2 separate regions of the Homo sapiens genome follow, and region 2 is linked to region 1. The links are chromatin loops, found by intact Hi-C in ENCODE. Cell type or tissue: Caco-2. All regions are shown on one strand. Each heading gives the region's core, and the rest is flanking DNA. Links, peaks and the distances in the headings are about the cores only.

Region 1 (4,407 bases), core at 277-4,276:
GGGCTTTGTCAGGCCTGGAAAGTGCTCTGGTCTTTATCCCAGGAGCATGGAATGCCATCAATATTTAAGGCAGAGAGTCACATGATAAAAACTGTATTTTGCAAATAGCTAAAATTTATTTTAGGGACTTCATGTATATTAACCCTCACAACTGCATAAAGAAGGTGCTAGTATTTATCTTAAAGGTAAACAACAACAACAACAACAATAAAAACCCAAAAAGCATACAGAAGTAAAGAGACATGGCCAAGATCACACAGCCAGAGTGTGGAAGAGTCAAGATTTAAGCCCAGTCTCACTCTAGAGCTCCCTTTTTCACCACCATGCAATCAAGTTCAGCAATTTATCAATTTGTGGCTCATTCGGCTGAGCTGGAAGGGCCAATGAGTAAATGGATTGGTAAGGATTAGGCAGGAGAATGCTCCTGTTCACCTGTTTGTCAAGCATTCCGCAGCTTGATGGTATTTCTCTATTCTAAGCCATCTTAATACTTTCCCATGCTCTGTGTAGGTATAAAACACTGCTGTCCTGTCTTATACCACATCATTGTATGTCTCTCTTGTTAAGACTGCAAACTGCATCTTTGAAATCTCTGTAGTGTCTAGTATCATTAGACACTCAAATTTTAAAGGAAATCATTAGGTCCTTGTGGTAATGGACTTTGGAAAGTTATTGAATCTAAAGGCTGCTGTGCTGACCAGTGTGGGATGAAGTTTTCATGAATTCAAAGTGAAAAAAGAAAATACAAGGACTTCAAAGTCCATTTTAATAAAGCTGATTTTAATATTCTAATAGTTGAAACTGTAGGTACAAGAAGTCACTTTTTGTAATACAATGTTATTAACTGTAAATGTGTGGTTTTGTTGCTGTATTCATCCAATGGATTCTTCCCACACAGCTGCACAGACAAAACCAACTCACTGAGACTGTGCTATAACAATAGAGAAGGAATTTTATTAATGCAAGGCTGGCCACACAGAAGATGGGAGTTATTACTCAAATTAATCTCTCAAAGGCTTGGAGTTTACGTTTTTTGTAAGGATAATTTGGTGGGCAAGGGTTTAGGAAATGGGGAATGTTGACTGCTTAGAGGTGAAATCACAGGTGTGTGGGAAATGGTCCTCCTGCACTTAGCCTCTGAGTAGGGGCCATAGGATGGGTTGCACCACTACTGTGGGTCTGGGTGGATTTAGTTGGTGGTCAAAAATGCAAAAATGTGAAAGATACCTCAAAAGGCCGATCTTAGGTTCTACATAGTGATGTTATCTATAGGAGCAATTCAGGGAAGTCACAAATCTTGTGACCTCTGGCCATAGGACTACTGAACAGTAAGGGGTTACAGAAATTATGCCTACATTTTAGCAGAATGTTGCAGGAAGTCAGGGACCTCGAATGGAGGGACCAGCTGAAACCATGGCAGAACATAAATTGTGAAGATTTCATGGACATTTAACACTTCCCCAATCAATACTCTTATAATTTCCTATGCCTGTCTTTTATCTCTTAATCCCGTCATCTTCGTAAGTTGAGGATGTATGTTGCCCAGGACCCTGTAATGACTGCGTTAACTGCACAAATTGTTCGTAAAGCATGTGCGTTTGAACAATATGAAATCTGGGCACCTTAAGAACAGGGTAACAGTGATTTTCAGGGAACAAGGGAGATAACCTTAAAGTCTGGCTGCCTGTGGGCCGGGCAGGACAGAGCCATATTTCTCTTATTACCGAAAACAGGTAAGATAAATATCACTGAATTCTTTCCCCAGTAAGGAATATTAATAATTAACAGCCCTGGGAAAAGAATGCATTCCTGGGGGGGGGGGGCTCTAAAATGGCCACCCTGGGAGTGTCTGCCTCATGCACATGTAGATAGGAATGAAACATGCCCTACTCTCCTGCAGCACCCCCAGGCTTGCTAGGATTAGGAAATTCCAGCCTGGCGAATTCTAGTCAGACCGGTTCTCTGCTCTTGAATCCTGTTAAGATGTTTATCAATGACAATGTGTGCACAGCAGGACGTGGACGTTCATTAGTGATTCTAGTTTCACCCTGACCTTGTGATCTCGCCCTAACCTTGTGATCTCACCCTGACCTTCTGCCTTGTGATCTTTTGTTGCCCTTAAAGCATGTGATCTCTGTGACCCACACCCTATTCGTATACTCCCTCCCCTTTGAAAATTGCTGGTAAAAACTTGCTGGTTTTACGGCTCAGGGGGCATCACGGAACCTGCCGACATATTATGTCTCCCCTGGACATCCAGCTTTAAAATTTCTCTCTTTTGTACTCTTTCCCTTTATTTCTCAGACCGGCCAACACTGAGGGAACATAGCAAAGGACCCACATTGAAATATCGGGGGCTGAATTTCCCCCAATAGCAGAACTCAGGCCCCTCTCACAATCCTAATCTTGTGGCCTTTCATTAGTTTTACAAAGATGGTTTTTAGTCCCTGAGAAAGAAGGGGTTTAGTTTTAGAGAGGGACTATTATCATCTTTGCTTCCAAGTTAAACTATAAACTAAATCTTTGCCATGATTAGCTTGACCTATGTACAGGAATGAACAAAGACAGCCAGCCTATGAGGCTAGAAGCAAGATAGAGTCAGCTATGTTAGATTTCTCTGTCATAATCTTTGCAAAGGCAGTTTTATTGTTGTTGCAATGGTTAATTACCTTTCTTGGCACACAAAAAAAGTACAATATCTGACCTCTGTTTTTATTTACTAATCCATGAATTCCAAAGATTTGAAAAACACTCGTTTAAACAATCCCATTTCTTTACCTATCAAATGTGAAGAATCACAGCTTAAAACTAATAGCAAATAATCTGTTTTATCTAAAAAATAAATTTTGTTAAGAAATACCTCTAGACCCTTATCTATAAACTAGGAGACACTTGCTTTCAAAAGATCCTTCCAACTTTTCTAAATCCCTTATGATTAATCTAAACCCCTCATATCAAATCTAAAGCCCTTAGACCAGGCCAGGCATGGTGGCTCATACCTGTAATCCCAGCACTTTGGGAGACCAAGGTGGGTGGATCACCTGAGGTCAGGAGTTCGAGACCAGCCTGGCCAACATGGCAAAAGCCTGTCTCTATTAAAAATACAAAAATTAGCCAGGTGTGGTGGTGCACGCCTGTAATCCCAGCTACTCAGGAAGCTGAGGCATGAGAATCACTTGAGTCTGAGAGGTGGAGGTTGCAGTGGGTCGGGATAATGCCACTGCACTCCAGCCTGGGCAACAGAGTGAGACTGTCTCAAAAAGAAAAACAATAAAACATCTAAAAAACTAGAAATACCATTTGACCCAGCCATCCCATTACTGGGTATATACCCAAAGGACTATAAATCATGCTTCTATAAAGACACAGGCACACGTATGTTTATTGCGGCATTATTCACAATAGCAAAGACTTGGAACCAACCCAAATGTCCAACAATGATAGACTGGATTAAGAAAATGTGGCACATATACACCATGGAATACTATGCAGCCATACAAAATGATGAGTTCATGTCCTTTGTAGGGACATGGATGAAATTGGAAATCATCATTCTCAGTAAACTATCGCAAGAACAAAAAACCAAACACCGCATATTCTCACTCATAGGTGGGAATTGAACAATGAGACCACATGGACACAGGAAGGGGAACATCACACTCTGGGGACTGTTGTAGGGTGGGGGGAGGGGGAGGGATAGCATTGGGAGATATACCTAATGCTAGATGACAAGTTAGTGGGTGCAGTGCACCAGCATGGCACATGTATACATATGTAATGAACCTGCACAATGTGCACATGTACCCTAAAACTTAAAGTATAATAATAAAAGAAAGAGCTCTCCGGTCCGTGCCTCCAAGATGACAAAGAAAAGAAGGAACAATGGTCGTGCCAAAAAGGGCCGCGGCCACGTGCAACCTGTTCGCTGTACTAACTGTGCCCGATGCGTGCCCAAGGACAAGGCCATTAAGAAATTCGTCATTCGAAACATAGTGGAGGCCGTAGCAGTCAGGGACATTTCTGAAGCAAGCGTCTTCGATGCCTATGTGCTTCCCAAGCTGTATGTGAAGCTACATTACTGTGTGAGTTGTGCAATTCACAGCAAAGTAGTCAGGAATCGATCTCGTGAAGCCCGCAAGGACCGAACACCCCCACCCAGATTTAGACCTGCGGGTGCTGCCCCACGTCCCCCACCAAAGCCCATGTAAGGAGCTGAGTTCTTAAAGACTGAAGACAGGTTATTCTCTGGAGAAAAATAAAATGGAAATTGTAAAAAAATAATAATAATAATAAAAGAAAGAAAAAAAACAACATCTAAAAAAAAATAAATAAAAATAAAAATAAAACCCTTAGACCAAATATAAAGCCTTGAACTGTCTATGCCTTCTTACATCCTGTTTTAAGAAC
Region 2 (4,407 bases), core at 162-4,161, 73 kb after region 1:
TATGTCTTTGACAACATCTTCCTTTGTTCTTTGGATTGTCCTGTTTCTATGCCCAGTTATAATGCCTTTGTCTCTTAGGACTTAATAATGTCTCCTGGCTCCAGTCAGCTCCAATTTCTTAATCTTTTCAGTGTTGTCTGAAAAAGCAGCTCAAAGGAAATTTCCACAGCAGAACTTGACATCCTGTGCAATACTAAAACCAGACAAATAGATGACACTAAGAGACATGTGTGATCATTTTTAAAGAAAGAAGAACAAGTGAACAAATCCCAAAGCCAGCTAATTACAATCCCCTGAAGAGCTTTTTTTAAAAAATGCAGGTACGAAAGACCTACCCCACACCTACTATTTCAGAATTTTGAAAAGAGTGGCCTGGAAAGCTGTATAGTTTTAAAGTTCCTGAGGGAGTCTGATATTCAGCTATAGGTTTGGGATTTTCTGGAGATGGTAATTATGAGTTAAGAAATCTACTAAAAGCTGAGGAGAGCTCAGTGAGTAGATTTAGACTTAAACAACAGAATGCTGAACCCCTAAAATTTTTTTTGGACCAACATAAAAACGAAAAGATAAATATATGGGACACACAGGATAAAACTCAAACCGATTTTTAAATCAGGCTTTCACTCATGACAAAGAAATATGAGGAGATTCATTTTCTGGTTTGTATAATTATGAATCATATTTTAAGATATAGGCATTTCTCTTTGTTACTGTTTTTTGGTAGAGACAGGGTCTGCCTATGTTGCCCAGGCTGTTCTCAAACTCCTGAGCTCAAGGGTTCCTCGAGCCTTGGATTCCCAAAGTGCTAGGCGCTTCCTAAGAGTCTATGTTTTGTCTGCTTGGAAAACAATCTAAAATGCTAACATCTATGCAAATTTCTCATTAGAAATAATGATTTAAAAAAATCATGTCGAGGGAATGGGTAATGAAATAAGGGCCCCCTAAAGTTTATGCATCTATTCCACTAAGTGGAAGACTGAGAGCATAGTTTCGTGGAAACTGAAAGCTTGATCTCCTTCACCTGATATCCAGGACAATTCTCCCTCACACACAACCTCCCTGAATCTTGCAGAATGTAAATGATGACCTTTTGTCAAAACCTACAAGAATAACTTTTTGTAACAGAATACTGACATATCATAAGAAATTAAAGTAATTCAAACAAACATGAAAAGGGTCTCACAATACACACGGCACATACAAGTCTCCACAGCCAACAGAAACCACAAGGATGGAGAAGGGTCACTGCACACTGCCTTTCATGAGTGACCACATATCCCACACACTGCCACATGCTACACTGATCCAAAGAGAAAACCTACACAATACTAAACATATTAACAAGGCTGCTACGCAGTGAAATGCTGTGTAACTCAGGCTATGGTATATGCATTTTGGTCCTAAGTGTATTGGTAAAAGGTATGCCTTTGGCTCCTCCCATCTGCTGCCCACCTACTGACAGATATAGGGCCAGGTCAAGTCCTTATTTACTCCCATTAGCATTTAGAAGCATTATCCTGAAGAAGAGCGAGTCCTTAGATACTCCCATTAGCATTTAGAAGCATTATCCACTCCATTTTATAGGAGAAACTTGAATTCACAAAACAGATGTCCAAGAAAACTCAAGAACACTCAAAACGAATTCAGGAAGCTAAAAACTGAAAGATAATCTAGGATGTGAATAAATAGAATAGAAAAACTTAAATATTTTTGTGCTAAAGTAGATCTGAATTTTTTTCATACTGCAACACATTACCTAACATTAGTTTCTTTCTCAGTTAATTTCTCTTGCACAAAATTCTATTAAGAAACCCTGTTTACTCTATAAAGATATCTACTTACATTTTAAATTATAGAATAACTCAAAATTATCTCTATAGCAAAGAACAGATAAACAAAACATTCTCATACTTTCTGGAAGAGCTTTCTGAAATCCTGAGTATTATAAATCTCTGAAATGTACCTGGATAACACTGTGAAATTTGGCAATAAGGTAGAAAAACATTTATAACCTCAATTGAGAAATTAAAGTTATTAAAGAAGTTAAAAATATAATTTAACACTAAAATTGTTTGCATATTATAAGGAATTACATGAAGTAATGAAGAAAATGTCAATACATAGGGCAAATTTTACATAACCCAAAGACATAGATGTGATAGTTTGTGGCTCCTCACATCTTCCCAAACATTAGTCATACACCCTACCTTTGCCTACCAAAATGCCTAGTGTTCTACAATGACAAACCCTTTCAGTTATGGTATTGTCTTCAGAACTCTTTCCCTGTGAAACTTCCTACAACAGGTTAATATATAAACCCCTCAGTCCTTTGAAGTATGTAACAGCTTAACACTAGCTCAACTGACTGATAACCTGCTCCCAAAAAAGAATAGGACGCATCAAGTAATAATTTTCCTCGTTTAGAAATTGAGCGGGGCACATAAAAGAGAAAAGAAAGACAAACAAGAGAGGGCAGCCAAATGGTTGTAGAAAGGAAGGAAACAAGAAGAAGATGGAGAATAAATGGGAGTTCTTAATAAGATGCTGAGATTGGAAATTCTGCTCTCCAAAGGGAGACACCCCAAGAAAGTGACACACAGATATTCTGGCAGTAGATCAAAGTTATTCAATGGCCCCGGGGTAAAATGATTACTTATTACTGAAACCAACTAGTACCTATTACATAAATTAGTTTAATAGTGCTCACATCTTACAAGCACATTTTTGAATTAAAATCTAGTAGGGTATAATTAAGTCAAAGATTACTTTTCTAGGAAAAAGAGATGCATTTTATGCTACATACACATGGAGCACAGAAATTCATTCTCACATTATTCATTGTTTAAGTCTAAAGCCTTTCACATCACTTCTCTATGACTACATTCACCCTACAGTTTTCTAAATACATGCAAAGAGGAAACTTTAAACTTTTTTAAAGCAATAACTGCCTCAACTTTTATTTAAAGGGACTAAGTTCCAATTTGGTGTTTATTCAAACATCCAGTAATTCAATAACTCAGCAAATATTTATTGAGAACCTACTACATACCTGTACTCCTACAGTGATGGGGGAGACAAAAAGTGAGATAAACCTAACCTTAAATAATGGTTTAGTGATATTTTGGGAAAAGTACACCTCATTTTCCAACACACTGTAAGTTAAATGGAGACATTTTGAAAGGAATGTTCAAATACAGTTATGATTGAAGAAAGTAAAATTTTCTTTTCCTATGATCTTGGTTTGTAAAACAGTACACTTTAGCCAACAGCTATGGCTGCCAAAAATTAGATGACAAATCTAAAGCAAGCTCAGTTGTATACATATAAACACACGAACGCTTGCATGCTCTTGGGGACATACACACTTACTCCCCTACTCACCCACTGGGGTGTTGCATATTTCACAGAGCACAATTTGCCCAATCAATACACTGCAGGTCACCAAAAACTTTTTTTTTTCCCTTTTAAACAACCATTCAAAAGTTTAAAACAGTTGAATTTTAACATTATTTAAACATTTTCCTCCATAAACCTTCTTAATTTTCATTTTGGCTAATAGGATGTGGTGCAGAGCACTCCCCACCAGGTAGGAGCTGTGCAGTGTTACACAAAACTGTGTCTCTCCTTAACCTCCCACTAAATCCTTCAGTCAGTAAGGTTGAGTCACAATTTATCACTCAAAAAGTCTTTGTTTACATGCAAATGTATTTAGTTTTCATTGCAATTAATTTGCTTTTGCTTTTCAAAACTGTCCCTATTAACAAAGTAGTGCTGTTTATCATTACCACTATTACTAATTTTTCTTATTATTAGATTCTTAAATTTTAAATTTTATCAGTTGGTATTTCTTTATCCACTTCTGCTTTTGTTTTATTTGTTAACCAAAGTGTGACTCTTGAAGGAATTTGATAAATAAGTTAGAAAAATGTTTGCTTCTAAGGTAAATAATCAATGAAATTTAATTAAAATGACTTACTAAAAGGCCTTGACAGCATCAGAATATGTAATTTTGAAACTTTTGTTTTCATGAAATGTCTTTTTTCTTTTTTTCTTTTTGAAATGGAGTTTTGCTCATCACCCAGACTGGGGTACAATAGCACAATCTCGGCTCACTGCAACGTCCGCCTCCCAGGTTCAGTTGAGTCTCCTGCCTCAGCCTCCTGAGTAGCTGGGATTACAGGTGCCCACCATCACGCCCGGCGAATTTTTGTATTTTTAGTAGAAACGGGTTTCACCAAGTTGGCCAGGTTGGTCTCAAACTCCTGACTCAGGGGATCTGCCTGCCTCGGCCTCCCAAAGTGCTGGGATTACTGGCATAAGCCACCACACCCAGAGCCTAATTTTCAAACTTTTAATCTTATGAATGTAATAACACATAATGTAAATGTCTAAATTTTAATTACTGAA

The links. Peaks named below come from ENCODE experiments on the same cell type or tissue, not always from the same donor. Only the 100,000 strongest peaks of a DNase experiment are listed, where the experiment ranks them.
Region 2: a loop joins it to region 1, with 4 times the contacts of the local background. A loop is called at or near these places in 3 of 110 quality-filtered maps.

What each region holds. Positions count from the first base shown.
Region 1 is chr7:122,677,455-122,681,861 of GRCh38, forward strand. All of the region lies in intron 2 of CADPS2 (calcium dependent secretion activator 2), which reads right to left. It also overlaps the pseudogene RPS26P31. Among named protein-coding and RNA genes, the nearest start is that of RNF133, 19 kb to the right of the region's middle. RefSeq lists an enhancer at 1,727-2,283. In Caco-2, for the core only: no CTCF peak of the experiment used is centred there; a DNase peak (open chromatin) is centred at 1,907.
Region 2 is chr7:122,750,440-122,754,846 of GRCh38, forward strand. The region is part of intron 1 of CADPS2 (calcium dependent secretion activator 2); the gene reads right to left. Among named protein-coding and RNA genes, the nearest start is that of RNF148, 50 kb to the left of the region's middle. In Caco-2, for the core only: no CTCF peak of the experiment used is centred there; no DNase peak of the experiment used is centred there.